Linked DNA regions of Homo sapiens: region 1 is linked to region 2. A link is an interaction called in ENCODE POLR2A ChIA-PET data of the cell type or tissue named here. Cell type or tissue: PC-3. All regions are shown on one strand. Each heading gives the region's core, and the rest is flanking DNA. Links, peaks and the distances in the headings are about the cores only. Region 1 has its middle 50 kb from the start of FLJ32255. Region 2 overlaps NIM1K (NIM1 serine/threonine protein kinase).

The links. Peaks named below come from ENCODE experiments on the same cell type or tissue, not always from the same donor. Only the 100,000 strongest peaks of a DNase experiment are listed, where the experiment ranks them.
Region 1: POLR2A ChIA-PET joins it to region 2 with 9 read pairs; 2 of 35 experiments call an interaction of 5 or more read pairs at or near these places.

What each region holds. Positions count from the first base shown.
Region 1 is chr5:42,938,948-42,947,281 of GRCh38, reverse strand. No RefSeq gene overlaps it. Among named protein-coding and RNA genes, the nearest start is that of FLJ32255, 50 kb to the left of the region's middle. In PC-3, for the core only: no CTCF peak of the experiment used is centred there; a DNase peak (open chromatin) is centred at 2,111; H3K27ac peaks cover 870 bases.
Region 2 is chr5:43,205,584-43,213,897 of GRCh38, reverse strand. The region is part of intron 1 of NIM1K (NIM1 serine/threonine protein kinase); the gene reads right to left. It also overlaps the pseudogene LOC100419037. Among named protein-coding and RNA genes, the nearest start is that of NIM1K, 18 kb to the right of the region's middle. In PC-3, for the core only: no CTCF peak of the experiment used is centred there; a DNase peak (open chromatin) is centred at 4,637; H3K4me3 peaks cover 816 bases; H3K27ac peaks cover 969 bases.

The sequences.
Region 1 (8,334 bases), core at 281-8,280, 270 kb after region 2:
CCAACCGCCTTGGCCTCCCAAAGTGCTGGGATTAAAGGTGTGAGCCACCGTGCCCAGCCTAATTTTTTTATTCTTTGTGGAGACGGGATCTAACTCTATTACCCAAGTTGGTTTTGAACTCCTGACCTCCAGGGATCCTCCTGCCTTGGCCTCCCAAAGTGCTGTGATTGCAAGCATGTGCCACCATAGCCAGACTATTTTTGACTTTACTTAAAATAATTCAATACCCTGAGCTCCAGGGGGAACAAAGCAAGGTAATAAATTACTACTCCATATCTCTGAACAGCTGGTGTCTTTCAGGGCCTAAACTCAAACAGAAGCCCAGAGGCAAAAGTAGCTCTCCAGTGCAGTCCATAACGGTTACTTCTTGCAAGATAGAGCTGGCTGAAGACTGGTAAACAGATCTAGTGAGGCAAACTGATGTTAGCTAGCAGTGTCTTTATATTGATCAATGTATTCACGATGATAACTTTTTTTTTTTTTTTTTGAAAAAATTCTTGCTCTGTCGCCCAGGTTGGCATGCAGTGGCCTGATCTTGGCTCACTGCAACCTCCACCTCCTGGGTTCAAGTGATTCTTGTGATTCAGCCTCCTGTGTAGCTGGGATTACAGGCGTGCACCACCACGCCTGGCTAATTTTTTGTATTTTTAGTAGAGATGGGGTTTTGCTATGTTGGCCAGGCTGGTCTTGAACTCCGGGCCTCAAGTGATTCACTCACCTTGGCCACCCAAAGTGCTGGGATTACAGGAGTGAGCCACCCCACCTGGCCCACAATGGTAACTTTTTTAAATGATCTAAAACCAACTCTATACTCATAAATTCAACAAGTTAGATAGAATGGATCAACCCTGCAAGATCCACAGTCATCGTTAATGATATTGAATTCATGGTCAAAAAATCTTCCAAAAAACAAACCTAGAGTTTCTTACAATTTCATTGACTATTTTTTACCAAATATTTAAAGAATAAATAAGATGAATTCTACATGACTTATTCTAGTAAATAAAAGAATATGGAATACTTCCCAATTTATTTTATGAGATCAGCACTTTCCTGGCACACACAGTACGCTAAGAGAAAGCTACTGACCAATATTGCACCTAAGCATAGATGCAGAAATCCTCACCAAAATACTAACAAATGGCAGTCAGAAATATATGTTAAAGAACAATACCATGCCTTGGGCCAGGCGCAGTGGTTCACGCCTGTAATCCCAGCACTTTGGGAGGCCGAGGCCGGCGGATCACGAGGTTAGGAGATCGAGACCATTTTGGCTAACACAGTGATACCCTGTCTCTACTAAAAAAAAAAAATACAAAAAATTAGCCGGGGGTGGTAGTGGGTGCCTGTAGTCCCAGCTACTTGGGAGGCTGAGGCAGGAGAATGGCGTCAACCCGGAAGGCGGAGCTTGCAGTGAGCCGAGACCGCACCACTGCACTCCAGCCTGGGCGACAGAGCGAGACTCCGTCTCAAAAAAAATAAAGAACAATACCACGCCCAAGTAAGATTATTCCAGATGGAGGGCTAGTTTAATGCTCGAAAGTCAAATAATATAATTTGCCTTATTGATAGCCTAGATGAGAAACACCGTATAATCCTATCAAATGATGCACAAAAAGCACTTAAAATCTATACCATTTATGATTTAAAATTTAAAAACCAACTCTCAGCATCATGGGAACAGAGGGAATTTCCTCAACCAAAAAAAATCTACAAAAACCTATAGCAAACGTGGTATGTAATAATGACAGACTCAACGTTTTTCCCATGGAATCAGGAACAAGGCACAAATATCCACTCTCACCATTTCTATTCAACAATGTACTGGAATTGTTTGCCAGTGCAATAAGGTGAGAAAATGTGTTAAAAATCATAAAAATTGGAAGCGAAACAATGAAAATATCCATACCTGCAGAATATGAGTCTATGTAGAAAATCTTAAGGAGTCTAAAAGAAAAGTTCCAGCACTCATGAGTGAGTTTAGCAAGCTCTCAAGATATAACAGTGCAAACCCTCAGAGGGAAAAGTTCCAGGGACTTGGAACAAGAGAATTTCCTGCACTAAGTTCTCAGGCCTGCTGCCTGTTAACCACATTTCCTGTAGGCCCAGCCTGTGAGTCACCTGCCATGCACAACTCCTGGCTGATCCTTCCCTCCAGTCTCTGGATAAGACACACTACTTCTGCCCTGCAATCAGCAAACCTAGGCGACCCAGAGTCCCGTGCCAGTCCTGGCACCAGCAACCAGCCGCCCCGCTCCTATGCCCCGTCCTTACCTTCATCAGCAGGAACCCAGGTAACAGAAATTTAACATTTGTGTCCTATTTTATTTTATTTTATATTTTTGAGACAGAGTTTTGCTCTTGTTGCCCAGGCTGGAGTGCAATGACACCATCTCGGCTCACTGCAACCTCTGCCTCAGGGTTCAAGCGATTCTCCTGCCTCAGCCTCCCGAGTAGTTGGGATTACAGGCATGCGTCACCATGCCTGGCTTATTTTGTATTTTTAGTAGCGACGGGGTTTCACCATGTTGGTCAGGCTGTTCTCGAACTTCTGACCTCAAGTGATCCACCCGACTGGGCCTCCCAAATTGCTGGGATTACCGGCGTAAGCCACCGCGCCCGGCCACATTTGTGTACAATTTTATTGAGAAGGGGAAAGAAAATGGCACAAACTGATTTGAAGGCAAAACTTCTTCCATCGCGTTTGAGAGAACTCAGGTGTTACTGTAACATCATCTGTTACAAGACGATCGTCAATGGAAGGATCTCAGAGAAAATCTCAGGGCTCAGGACATCAAAGGCGGCGGTGGACACCTTCTTAGGGCGTCTGCCCTCAAGCGCATGCAATCTGCAGCCAGCAGTCTTGGAACTTCGGTTGGTGGCTTCGGCGGGACAGTAGTAGGCTGACACTCTGAAAGGTCTCCTCGGACGGACGTCTCCGGCCCCAGTCGTCTGTCCACGAAGCAAGGGGCGAGTTGAGAGGGATGCTGCGGGGGCAGGCGTCCGTTGGGACCCTCTGCAGTCTCCAGCTCTCCAGAGGGCGCCTGCGGCTACTCCTATTTGCCGGTGCCGGATTCAGAGCGGGCGACTTTGAGCCCCTTCTCAAAGTGCGCTGCGGTCTGGGAAAGAGATCTTTTCGCCTGCAGTTTCAGCAAAGAAGCACTCAGGGAGCGGAAAGTAGGTCGCAGTGGAACCTAGAAAGCTGTCCCAAGAGAGCTCGCAGTGGTAAGGACAGGAAGGGAGCATTCAGGACACCGAATTTACTGAGCTCAGGGCTGGAGGCGGCTGGCCGCGCCTACTCCTTTGTGGAATCCCGGGCCTGCCAAACTCCGAGGGGAGACAGCAACTTCATCGCGTCCTTCTTTCACCAGCTGACACCGGGTATCTGGGATTCAGAAATCAACATCTTTTGCGTTTTTATACTCTTCTGGTCTCATGAGCGGTCCAAATTAGATTACAGGGAGGTGGGTGGGAACCTTAATCTTAGGAGCAAATTACATCAAGACATGGAATTAATGAGATTCACGTAAAGTCCTATCATCTGGGATGAAGTTATCTAGTTAAACACTTTGCTTTAGAAATTGAAAAGAAAAAGTACTGACTTCTTGTGCAAGGAAAGCTGTTTTGGGGGACCCTGGTTAGAACGTTCATTATTGCCTCCAAATGCATTGCTAGTACTGGAGCAGACTGGATTCGTTTCTGCCCCAGAGCAATGCTTGTCAGATGCCTAAAGATGGGGATGTTACTAAGGAGGAGGCCAGAGTAGTTGCCCATTTTTTAAATCAAAAGATCATTTTTGTGGTGTTTCATTATATTATTATTCTGTGATATGTTGACCTTTTTACATTTTAATTTTAGATTCAGAGGGACATGTGTAGGTTTGTAACAAAAATGTATTGCGTGATGCTGAGGCTTCTATTGACCCCATCACCTAGAGAGTGAACATAGTCCCCAGTGCGAAGTTTTTCAGTCTTTACCTCCCTATGTCCCTCCTTCCCTCCTTTTGGAGTCCCCAGTTGTCTATTCTCATCTTTATGTCCCCGTACACCAGGTTTAGCTCCCACTTATAAGTGAGACGAACATGCAATATTTGTTTCTGCATTAATTTGCTTAGGATAATTGTATCCTTACAGAATAGTTTGAAGTTGAAGTTAGGTAATGTGATGCCTCGGCTTTTTTTTTTTTTTAACCGGGTTTTTCTCTGTAGATCAGGTGGGAATGCAGTGGCATGCTCTTGACAGCCTCGAGCTGCAGGCTCCCCTCTCAGCCTCCAGAGTAGCTCCAAAGTAGCTGGGAAAACGAGCGTGTGCCCCCATGCCTGGCTAATTTCTGTTTGTAGTTTTTCTAAAGATGGGGTTTCTCCATGTTGCCCAGGGTGGTCGTTGCCCAATTTTTGTTTTCTTTTGTTTTTTTTTTGCCCAATTTTTATTTTCTTTTGTTTTTTTTTGAGACGGAATCTCGCTGTGTCTCCCAGGCTAAAGTGCAATGGTGCGATCTCCGCTCACTGCAACCTACACCTCCCGGGTTCAAGTGATTCTCCTGCCTCAGCCTCTGGAGTAGCTGGGACTACAGGCACGTGCCACCACACCTGGCTAATTTTTTTTTGTATTTTTTTTTTTTTTAGTAGAGACAGGGTTTCGCTGTGTTAGCCAAGATGGTCTTAGTCTCCTGACCTCGTGATCTGCCCGCCTCGGCCTCCCAAAGTGCTGGGATTACAGGTGTGAGGCACCGTGCCCGGCCCCCAGTTCTTACTGTGGTCTTTCACTCTCCCAGTTTTGTCATCTACTGTTGAATTGCTAAATTTAAAGTATTGCAGAATTTGGGTGTATGTGTGCAATAACATACAAGGGAGCAGACAAGGCACACAATGGCCTGGGCTCAGGGTTGGTAGCCTCTGGAGTCCTAGAGCCTGGTCTGTTGAATCCCAGGCCTGCTGCACCCCAGAAGGAAAGTGCTGCTTCATTGCATCCATCTCACAACTAGTGACAGAGTATCTGGAACTCAGAAATCACCAGTATTTGTGTTTTTATAGTCTTCTGCTCCCTTGAGTGGTTCTAGCCAGATAACAGAAACTGCGTGTGACTTTAGTCTTAGGAGAAAATTTCCTCAGAAAATGGAATTAATGATATTAACATAAAATCCTATCATCTGGGATGAAATTATCTAGATTAGTGACAGATGGGTTTAGCAGATGAAAGGAAAAAGTGGCTGTGCACAGTGGCCTATAATCCCAGCACTTTGGGAGGTGGAAGCAAGTGGATCACCTGAGGTCAGGAGTTCGATACCAGCCTGGCCAACAAGGTGAAACCCCATCTCTACTCAAAATACAAAATTAGCCGGGTGTGGTGGCACATGCCTATAATCCCAGCTACTTGGGAGCCTGAGGCAGGAGAATTGCTTGAACCTGGGAGGCACAGGTTGCAGTGAGCTGAGATCACGCCATTGCATTCCGGCCTGGGCAACAAGAGGGAAACTCTGTCTCAGAAATAAAGGAAAAAGTACAACTATGTCTGTGGAGGAAAAGCTGTTTTTATGGTGCCTGGCTTTCTTATAGAAAGTTCATTATTGCCAAAATCACATTGCTTGTCTTAAGAGCAGAGACTGAAACCTTGTCTACCAGCAGAGAAAAGCTTGGGGGGAATGTGCAAGGTATGATTTGGGATGTTATTGAGGAGCAGGGTAAGGATAGTTGCCCATTGTTGGTGTGGTCTTTCACTCTCCCAGTTTTGTCTTCTACTGAATTGTTATATTAAGAAGATTTCAGTCAGGTGCAGTGGCTCACACCTGTAATCTCAACACTTTGTGAGGCCAACACAGGCAGATCACTTGAGCCCAGGAGTTGGAGACCAGCCTGGACAACATGGCGAAAGCCTGTCTCTACAAAAAATGCAAAAATTATTCAGGTGTGGTGGCCTGTGCCTGTAGTCCCAGCTACTCAAAAGACTGAGGTGGGAAGACTGAGGCAGGAGAATTATCTGAGCCCAGAAAGTTGAGGATGCAGTTAGCTGAGATTGAGCCACTGTACTCCAGCCTGAGCAATGGAGTGAGACCCTGTCTCAAAAAAAAAACCAAAAAAAACAAAAAAGATTTCAGCATTTTTGTGTACAATAGCAAAAAGCTAAAGGCTCAGGACCCAGTGGCTAAGTTACAGACAGGTTATATGCCTTTCTAGATGAGTGACCCTCAACATGTTATCTAACCCTGTAGCCTTTATTAACCACCTCTGAAATGGAAGCCAAATGTGCTCTCATTTTACAAAGTAAATACCAGGAATACTTTTCATAACAAAAGTTAATGTTTAGACAGTATCTGGTTGAAAGTAATTTGCTCAGTTTTTAACAATATTATCATTGTGGATTTTATCATGGAATGAAAGATAACCTTAATCAGAACAAATGTAAAATGGATCATTCTTTGTTGTGTTCTTTTTGTGGATTATTTTTTTCCTTCTCATATCCATTGTGAAATAGAAATTCCTTTGATTCAAACATGCTATTTACAAAGCATCAATGGATAAGATTATATAATTACTTAATCAAATATTATTGTTTACTATTATAAAATCTGATTGATCCCAACATTTAGTAAGCATGTTTTGATACCCTACCATGTTCCAGGTGCTGTAAAGGGAGCCACAAATACAAAGATGAGACACTAGCTGCAGCTTTCACAACTCTAACTGATGAGTGAGTAAAGACGCTGTCAAGAGGCCATTCAGAACACAGCTAACTCAGTGTTTATTGCAGGAGCTGATTTGAAGACCAGAAAGACAAGGTCTGAATGTGATGCTTCCCTTCAAAGCCATGTTTTTTTTTTTTACTTGAAGTGAGGAAAATATACAACTATAGAAAACTAAAGGAAAAAATAATGAAGCAATAAGAATGACATAATAGATATAGAAGGCAGAAGATTGAAAGTTCTCGTTAGGTGAAAGGTTTATGGACTCTGGGTGTCTGGAGAGTGGATCTTGGGAGCAGGAGCAACCCCTACCTGCCAGTAATTACTGGAAAAGCACCAGTGGTGATCCCAGAAAACTAGCTTTATCATTTCTTTGAGCATGTAGCTTGGATACGTCTCTCTAGGAGTGAACAGTGAATGGAAACTTGCATTGTAGAGAGTCGGCAGTGCTCTGGATGGGTATAACACACATAGGGGTGACAGTTCCCAAAGGGGATCCATGTTACCCAGGCAAAGACCTGCTGTCCAGCCATTAATGCAGACCTGCCTCTCCCTCCAAACTGTGCAAAGGAATGTACTAGTTCTTTTCAGCTACCCTAGACAAAAACTGCTAAGGCTGGTGATGCTTTATTAAAGAATCTTGATTTACACATACTAGAATTATACTACTATACTTAAATCTAAGTTCTAGTGGCCTCCAGTAACAGTGAAAGAGACCTTTAATTAACTAACACATTTCCCATTTGCCCTGATAATACTCTCTGGCAGCACTTGCAGCTATATTTTTTACTCTGAGGTCAACTCAGAGGTTACAGTCTTAATGTTACCCTGAAATGCTTTTCAGAGAATTACATCAAAATAGGACTGATGCAGTTGGGACAGCTTGGTTGAACAGAAAGTCGAAAACAGATATCAAATGATCTGAAAAAAAAAAAAAATCCGCCCAGGTGCGGTGGCACACACCTGTAATCCCAGCACTTTGGGAGGATGAGGCAGATGGATCACCTGAGCTCAGGAGTTTGAGACCAACCTGGCCAATGTGGTGAAACCCCATCTCTAATAAAAATGCAAAAATTAGCTGGGTGTGGTGGTGTGCACCTGTAATCCCAGCTTCTCAGGAGTCTGAGATGGGAGAATTGCTTGAACTCAGAAGTCGGAGGTTGCAGTGAGCTGAGATGGCACCATTGCACTCCAGCATAGGTGACAATAGTGAAACTCCTCTAAAAAAAAAAAAAATGTAAAGAAAAAGAAGGAATCCATGAATGGTCTTGGTAAATGCTGTACCTGCATGCGCCACCTGCCAGTATTCTCAGGGCAAAGAAGAAATGGGTTAAATAATTGCCTAGAGTATTTTGCTTTTACACTTTATTTTCTGTTATATCCTGGAAGATTAGTGTGTCATAACCTAGAGGATAAAGAGGTCAGCTTATATAGGGGTCAACTAATCTGATATACATAGGGAGAAAATGTAGAACACACCATCAAGCATCATCAGTTACAGCTTCCTTAAAAATGCCTTGGCTATATCTTTGGCCAACCTCATAATTTATAGAGTCAATATCATGCATGTGGGCATTGTATCATCAGTAATTAAACAATTCAATCAAAACTAAATCAAAACTGTTTGCCTGGAGGCCAGCAGGCCATCTTGGGCAG
Region 2 (8,314 bases), core at 1-8,000:
CAGCACTTTAGGAGGCTGAGTTAGGCAGATCACTTGAGATCAGGAGTTTGAGACCAGCCTGGCCAACATGGTGAAACCCATCTCTTCTAGAAATACAAAAATTGGCCGGGGCAGTGGCTCACACCTGTAATCCCAGCACTTTGGGAGGCCAAGCTGGGTGGATCACCTGAGGCCAGGAGTTCAAGACCAGCCTGGCCAATATGGCAAAACCCAAGCTCTACTAAAAAAATACAAAAATAAGCCGGGCGTGGTGGCAGGCACCTGTAATCCCAGCTACTCTGGAGGCTGAGGCAGGAGAATCACTTGAACCTGGGAAGTGGAGGTTACAGTGAGCAGAGAATGTGCCACGGCACTCCAGCCTGGGTGACAGAGCGAGACTCCGTCTCAAAAAGAAAAAAAAAATAGCCAGATGTGGTGGTGCATGCCGGTAATCCCAGCTACTTGGGAGGCTGAGGCACGAGAATCACTTGAACCTGGGAGGTGGAGGTTGCAGCGAGCCAAGATCGTGCCGCTGCGCTCCAGCCTGGGTGACAATGAATGAGACTCCAACTAGAAAAGAAAAGAAAAGAAAAGAAAAGAAAAGAAAAGAAAAGAAAAGAAAAGAAAAGGAAAGGAAACAAGAAAGAAAAAGAAACAAGAAAGAACAAGAAAGAAAGAAAGGAAGAAAAGAAGGAAAGAAAGAAAGAAAGAAAGAAAGAAAGAAAGAAAGAAAGAAAGAAAGAAAGAAAGAAAAAAAGAAAGAAAGAAAATGGAGATTTTTTTCAAAGTTTTGAATCCAGAAATAGGAGGACTTAGAAAAAATGATATCAGGCACCAAATAAGTGGTTGAAATGGTGGCATAGTTACCAGTTGCCTGAATACACCCTCTGGCAAAGGTGGATGCTTAAATATTGATGAAAAACAGTAAATGGCACATATGGGAGCCCATATTCTACTCTGCACCTGGGCGAACACAGAGGGGAAGCTGAAGCTATAATTGAGAATATATCTGGTACACATTCTAAATTTGCTTTTGTTTGCTCTTGAAGTTAGGGCTTTGAGGCTCTTGAAAGGAAACAGTGCAATGAACACTAGACCCAAGTGCATGGTGAGAATATGCTTCCTAACAGAGTCTTTGGTGCTCTAGAACATTCAGGAGCAATCGCAGTGATATATTTAGCTGCTGCCTGGGGCCTTGTTCCCAGACGTTTAGAGTTGGTGTCTCTATCAGGCTGCATCTTCTGCTTTTGTCACTGAGCCACAGTCCCAGAGTGACTGAGGGGACTGAGTTATCTTTGTACACAGGAGCCACTAAAAGGAGGAGGACTAGAGATGGGAGGAAGGAATGAGGGAGTCCTGCTGAGCCCTCCTCTCCTGAGCCCCAGGGTTGCTTCTGGAGCCTCATGACGACGGTGCTGAAACCATGGTATGTTACAGGCTGACTCTGGTCCTGAGCATTTTAAAGACTGTGGAGGGATTTATTTTTGGTCCTCACGTGAGAGTATTTAAAAATCCCTATTGGAGCCTGGACTAAGCTCAAAGGATAGAGGGCCTCTGCAACAGGAACAGGTTGGGACCATTCCTGTCTGGGAGGAGACCTCTGCCATGTGTTGGGAAGGATAAGGAACAGAAACCCAGAAATGATGTGCGATCCGTTGGCCAAGCAGGAAACCTAGGTGCCATTCCTGTCCTCTACCTTCCCCTCACCCAATCCTGTTGATCCTCCCACTTCCACACCACCCCAATCCTTTTACATTTCCATCCTGGGATCCCACAGTAGGTAGAGATGCACATGCTTTAAGGCACCAGCAGACCAGGCGCATCCAAGAGAGGCGGAAATAAAAGTCTTAAAATACTTTTATATTCAATATATATATTTCTCAATGCATCTAGGTAATCATCCTAAGAAAAATCCGAATTTTGTTTTTGTTAGTCTTATATGGTTAGCTTTGCTTGAATTTTGAGTTGCATGTGTGGTTTGATGAAGGGTCTTAATCCCATTCTGTGCCTAGGTGGCTTTAAGAACCTTCTAGCAGGCTTCCCTACTTCCCATCTTAATTTTATTCCCAGCTCAATTTTATTCTCCAGCAAACCACTTGTGTGATTATTCCAAAATGTAGATTTTACCACAGTACTGTCCTGCTTAAAATCCTTCATTAAAATGTCTGTAGGATAAAATTAGATTTCCATTGCATGGTCTAGAAAGCTCCTCAAGATCTAGTTCTTGGCTTTATTTCTAGCTTCATTTCTCATCTCCCCTGTTCCCACTTACCCCCCTCCATATGCCCTATATTTGAGATGTCTCCAAGTACTTGAGGTCTCACAAACATCCTGTTGGGGCTTAGCAGCCAATATTCCAGAATATGATATATTGACATGCTGAACTGAAGAAACCGCAAGGTCTCACTGACATTCCCCCCAGTCCCCATGGTCGTTCCCAAAGACCTTGGTGGGTGTGGATCTTAGACAGACAACTTCTTTGGGAAAGCTGAAGTTCCTATCTGCCTAAGATGCAGACCCAAGGAAAACAACTGTTTTTTCTTCCCCACTACAAGAGTAAGAATGTAACCACAACTGAGCAGACCAGAACCTTTCACTGTCAAAGAGACCTATTTACAAGTTAATCTCTGTTCCCTATTGGTTCATTGCCCCTTAACAGAATTCCTTTCCACCCCCCTCCCATAATCTCTTTTGCCAGGATCCAAGTCTTCTTTCTTTCTTTCCTCTTTCTTTTCTTTTTCTTTTTTGAGAAAGGTTCTCGCTCTATCACCCAGTCCAGAGTACAGTGGCGCAATCTCGGCTCACTGCAACCTTTGCCTCCTGGGTTCAAGTGATTCTCCTGCCTCAGCCTCCTGAGTAGCTGGGATTACAGGCACCTGCCATCATGCCTGGCTAATTTTTGTATTTTGTGTAGAGATGGGGGTTTCACCATGTTAGCCAGGCTGGTCTCCAACTCCCGACCTCAAGTGATCCGCCTGCCTTGGCCTCCCAAAGTGCTGGGATTACAGGCGTGAGCTACCACACCCAGCTCCAAGTCCCCATTCTTTCTGTAACATCAAGATGTGATGGTAGATAAGCTTCTGTACCTCACTGGGGGGTTGGGTCTTAATTCTGAAGCCTCCGTGCATACATGTTAAACAAATTTGCATGCCTTTTCTCCTATTAATCTGCTTCATGTCAGTGACTTTTCAGTGAACCTGCAGAGGGTGAAGGGAAATTTCCCCTTGGCTCGCCTACAATCCCATGCAGTTTCATGCTTCTATGTCTTTGTACATGACAATGCATGACATTCCCCCTGCATATAATGTTTTCCTCAACCCATACCCCGCTGAACCTCCAAGTCTCTGTCCCTCTGTGAAGTCTCTGACTCCCTCCAGTCCGTGGTGCCCCAGAGTATTTTATGCACCCCTCTGTTGATAATTGACTCTCTGTAGTATAAGTTTTTATGTGCACATCTCTCTTCACCTGAGGGCAGGGAAGATATTTTATGCATCTCTATCTCTAAACAGTGCCTGGCACCTCATAGATACTCAATATATGTTTATGGAATGGATAAATAAATAATAAAAACTGGTTTTACTTTGTTACTGAGCACAAAATTTGTTTTAAATTCTTGTTTTACAAGAGATTAATTTTATTCCTTTTCTTACCACAACGATCTAATGGTTGAAATTCTACCTATTATTCAAATTCAGCTTAAATTTTCCCCTCTCCTCCCCTCCCCTCTCCTCCCTTCCTCTCTCCTCCCTTCCCCTCCCCTCTGGTTCTCTTCTCTTTCTAATACCCTAAGCGGAATTCAGCTTTTCCTCTGGTATTTCCAACATCTTCAAATCCTGTCTGGTGTTTCAGTTACTGTGTACATACTTGTCCTCCCCACTGTAATGTGCGTTTCTGTGGGGCAAGTCCTCAATCTTACTCATTTCAGATTCTGGGCACCAGGGAAGAGTCTGTAACCACTGGCTGAATTGATTTGAATTGTTCAGATGTTTTTAAAGGTAGCACGGGGCCGGGTGTGGTGACTTATGCCTGTAATCCCAGCACTTTGGGAGGCCCAGGTGGATGGATCACTTGATGTCAAGAGTTCGAGCCCAGCCTGGCTAACGTGGTGAAACCCCATCTCTATTAAAAATACAAAAATTAGCTGGGCGTGGTGGCGCCTATAATCCCAGCTACTCTGGAGGCTTTGGTGGGAGGATCACTTGGACCTGGGAGGTGGAGTTTGCAGTGAGCTGACATCACGCCACTGCACTCCAGCCTGGGCAACAGAGCGAGACTCTGTGTCTCAAAAAACAAAAGAAATAAAATAAAATTAAAATAAATAAATAAAGGTAGCATGGATACCAGAAGATACAGAAATAGATACTTCTCTCATAAACATCCTTTTTTGGTTGAAAAAAAAAATCACCACAAACAACTGTTCTATGAAGAAAAATAAAAGGCAAAAATTTAAAAGCAACCAAACAAAAAAAGCAAAACCCTTTCCAGTGTTTTCTCCTGAAACAAAGGCAAGTTTGTTCAATGTGCCCCTAAACCAGAGCACCTCTCTAGCTGGAAAATTTCTGAAACACTGCGGGTTTGATGAGCTGCCCCATTGCTTTTGCACAACACTCTTACGGCTCCCAGTGAAGCATACCTCAAATGCGGGTAGACATTCTTAAGGCTATTGAGTTGGAGGCATTACAATGTTTACAAACCAGCATTTGCTCCAGCCTGCAGACAATAAAAACAACCTGATTATGGTTTTCCCTTGGAAGGCTGCTGAGGTTAAAATGATCACACCAACAGTAAAAGAGGCTCCATTTTCCCTCTGTTTTTATTTTTAGGGTGTGATGTGTTAGTCGCTTCCAGCAGAATTTACTTTATTTTAAAGCATGAGACATAATTCCTGTTCTATTTTCAAGACCTTCTTTGCACTTCTCAATTTCTCCAAGTAGTTCTGGAAATGTACACACCCATGGACTTGCCTTTGCCCGAGTTCCTGCTCCTTGCCTTCTTTATGTTTACACTTCCCTAGGGGAGCCAAAACCAACACTAATTAGCAGTGAATTAAATCTCACCTCTAGAATACTAAAAGGTCAGTGTTTACCCAGGATTCCAACCATCTCTAGTCCCTTTCCCCCAAAGATCAAAGACTTGCAGTTAAATATCCAGCCTCAAGGAAAGTTCTGAGATCTGCTTCAATTATACCATTTATTCCTTAAGTTTTATTTCCCCTATCATAACATGTCCTTTCATGCCCATGTGGCTCTACATACCCAGTTTCCCCTAACTGGAACACATTTGCTCTTTTCTTTTTTCTTTTTTTTTTCTTTTTTTTGAGACAGAGTCCTGCCCTGTCGCCCAGGCTGGAATGCAGTGGCGTGATCTCGGCTCACTGCAACCTCCACTTCCTGGTTCAAGCGATTCTCCTGCCTCAGCCTCCCGAGTAGCTGGGACTACAGGTGTCTGCCACCACGCCCGGCTAATTTTTGTATTTTTAATAGAGACAGGGTTTCACCATATTGGTCAGGCTGTTCTCGAACTCCTGACCTTGTGATCTGCCCGCGTCGGCCTCCCAAAGTGTTGGGATTACAGGCATGAGCCACTGCACACAACCACACTTGCTTTTTTCTTTTTTTTTCTCTCTTTTGTAATTTAATTGAAGCAATTCCTATTCATTTTTTTAACTCTCTCTTGAAAGCACCAAATTTTAATATCTAAGTCAATTATTGGGGAAAGAAACACCATCAAGATCTTTCCTTCAGCACAAAACAACGATGTTCATTCCTCCAAACATTCAAACTGAAGATCTACCAAAACAAAAACAAAAACAAAAGCCCACATTGAAATAAAAAGGAACAAAAATCACATTCCAGGGGGGGTCAGTGCATTCAGCAGTCTTCGCTGTGCTGTCTAACCATCCTTCAGCTGACTTTCAAAAAAATAACACCATAAGCTCATCAAAATACAGATTTTCCATTTGCTTTTTAAAATTAAAAATAATAGTTTAAAAAAAGGAAAACTTTGAGGAATTCACAATCAATTGCCTGACTCATTCTGATGTCATGTACAGCATATGGAGGTCAGGAAGGCTATTTGCAACACATGTGGTTAGGGGCTATTCATCTTTAAGGTTTAGCTTTCTTCCAAAGAGTGTACAATACCCACAATTCCAAGTATGAAGGGACACAGACGATCTCCTTTGAGAATTCCGCAGAACAATTCTTCATAGAGCAACTGTTCTATGAAGAATTCTCCAGCTGTTCTTCATAGAGCAACAGCGCTTCCGTCAGATTGACACAGTTCCCCTGTGTAAAGTATTTCCCATCCTGTTTCAATACTTTCATTGAGAGGTCAAGATTCAGTCTGAGAAACTCCCATGTGGAATCTTCTTCTGGAGACATGGAGATTGGAACAGCTGTTAAATCATTAATCACATAATAAAATTATCTCCCTTCTTTGGTGTACCTCTTCAGTACCGGAATACAGTCTTCTATTAGAACCTGATAGCAGTCTCCTTTAAGATTGTCTAAGACATCGCCACACGTTTTTCGCATATATTTCTTTCATCTATTGATCACCATTTGGTCAAGCTCTACCATAGTGACCATCTTTGGTTTTAGTTTGACTATTTCACACAATATGCCCCCATCTCTCTCTCCCAGAATGAGTACATCTTTGCCAGTGTAATCTTTGCCACTTCCCATGATGTCCCAGGTATATGCCAAATCACTCTCTGCCAAATTAACATCCCCACTCAGGATGAGAATATTTCCAAACTGCTTCGAGTGTAGAATTTTTATATTTTGATAAGATGAATCTTCATCATACACCACCTCAATCTATGTCATATTCAACCAGGCGCCCATAGGTAATGGGCCAATATCTGTTGATGGCTCCTCCTCGAACTTAGGTGGTAATTGTTTTACCCGCCCAGTACTGTCCTGACTCAATTCCGCTTTGTTCAAAATACCGTCGATCTCTTCTTTGCCTTGTGCATCACCATTGTAACTCTGAAGATCCAGCAACACAATCCATGTGGGTAAATTCTCAAATTGGCAAAGCTGCCGTTCTTGTTTGTGCATGTTGCTAAATAGCCATGGTCCTTCCAGGTGTGCACCAACTCCACCATCCCCTGATCCTGGAAAATGGACTGGAGGCCTTTTAGAATGGTCTCACCATCAGCTTTGGTGCCAAGCATGAAGTCAAGTGTGCTGTGCTGCTGCCTTAGTGAGGCGAGGCCCTGTGCCATACCTGGGGGAGTGGCCTTGGGAGACTGGGGGGCCGAGTCAGGCTGCAGCAGGCAGGGAGTGCGCTGCACCAGGGAGGCCAGGACTAGCACTTGCTCGTTTCTTATTCAGCCTTCAAGACCCTCCTAATTTACTTTCTTGGATTTTCTTTTTTTCTCCCCCAACCTATTTTTTTTTTTTTTTTTTTTTTGAGGCAGGGTCTCACTCTGTCACCCATGCTGGAGTGCAGCGGCACAATCATGGCTCACTACAGCCTTGATCCCTGGGCTCAAGCAATCCTTCTCCCTTAAGCTTCCCAAGTAACTGGGACTACAGGAACGCACCACCCCTCCTGGCTAATTTTTAAAAAATTTTAGTAAAGACAAGGTCTCAATATGTTGCACAGGCTGGTCTTGAACTCCTGGGCCTCCCAAAGTGATGGGACTACAGGCATAGAGCCACCCCGCCCGGCGGTATTTTCTTTTCTTTACTTACCCAGAGTTAATTGCTCCATCTCAGTATTTCCACTGAACTCTGCTCACACTTTGAACCGACAGAGTATAAATTTATATTCTCATTATGTTTAGCCTCTCTGAGACTGACCTGCTGATTTATCTTCATATTTTCAATATTCCCTAGTATGTAGTGCAACCTAGGATATGGTAGGCACCAAATAAATAGTAGTAGTAAAAACAAGCAGGCCGGGCGCGGAAGCTCATGCCTGTAATCCCAGCACTTTGGGAGGTCGAGGCGGGCGGATCACAAGGTCAGAAGATCGAGACCATCCTGGCTAACACAGTAAAACCCCGTCTCTACTAAAAATACAAAAAATCAGCCATGCGTGGTGGCTGGCACCTGTAGTCCCAGCTACTCGGGAGGCTGAGGCAGGAGAATGGCGTGAACCCGGGAGGTGGAGCTTGCAGTGAGCCAAGATCGCAAGACTACACTCCAGCCTGGGCAACAGAGCAAGACTCCGTCTCAAAACAAAACAAAACAAAACAAAAACAAGCAAACAAGAAGTAAAACACAATTTGTGAAAGGTGATATAATGTAAACCACAAAGCAGTAACACTTTTTGAAGGACATTTGAGAGTAGCCATTTTTTTTAATTTGTATTTTTTGTAGAA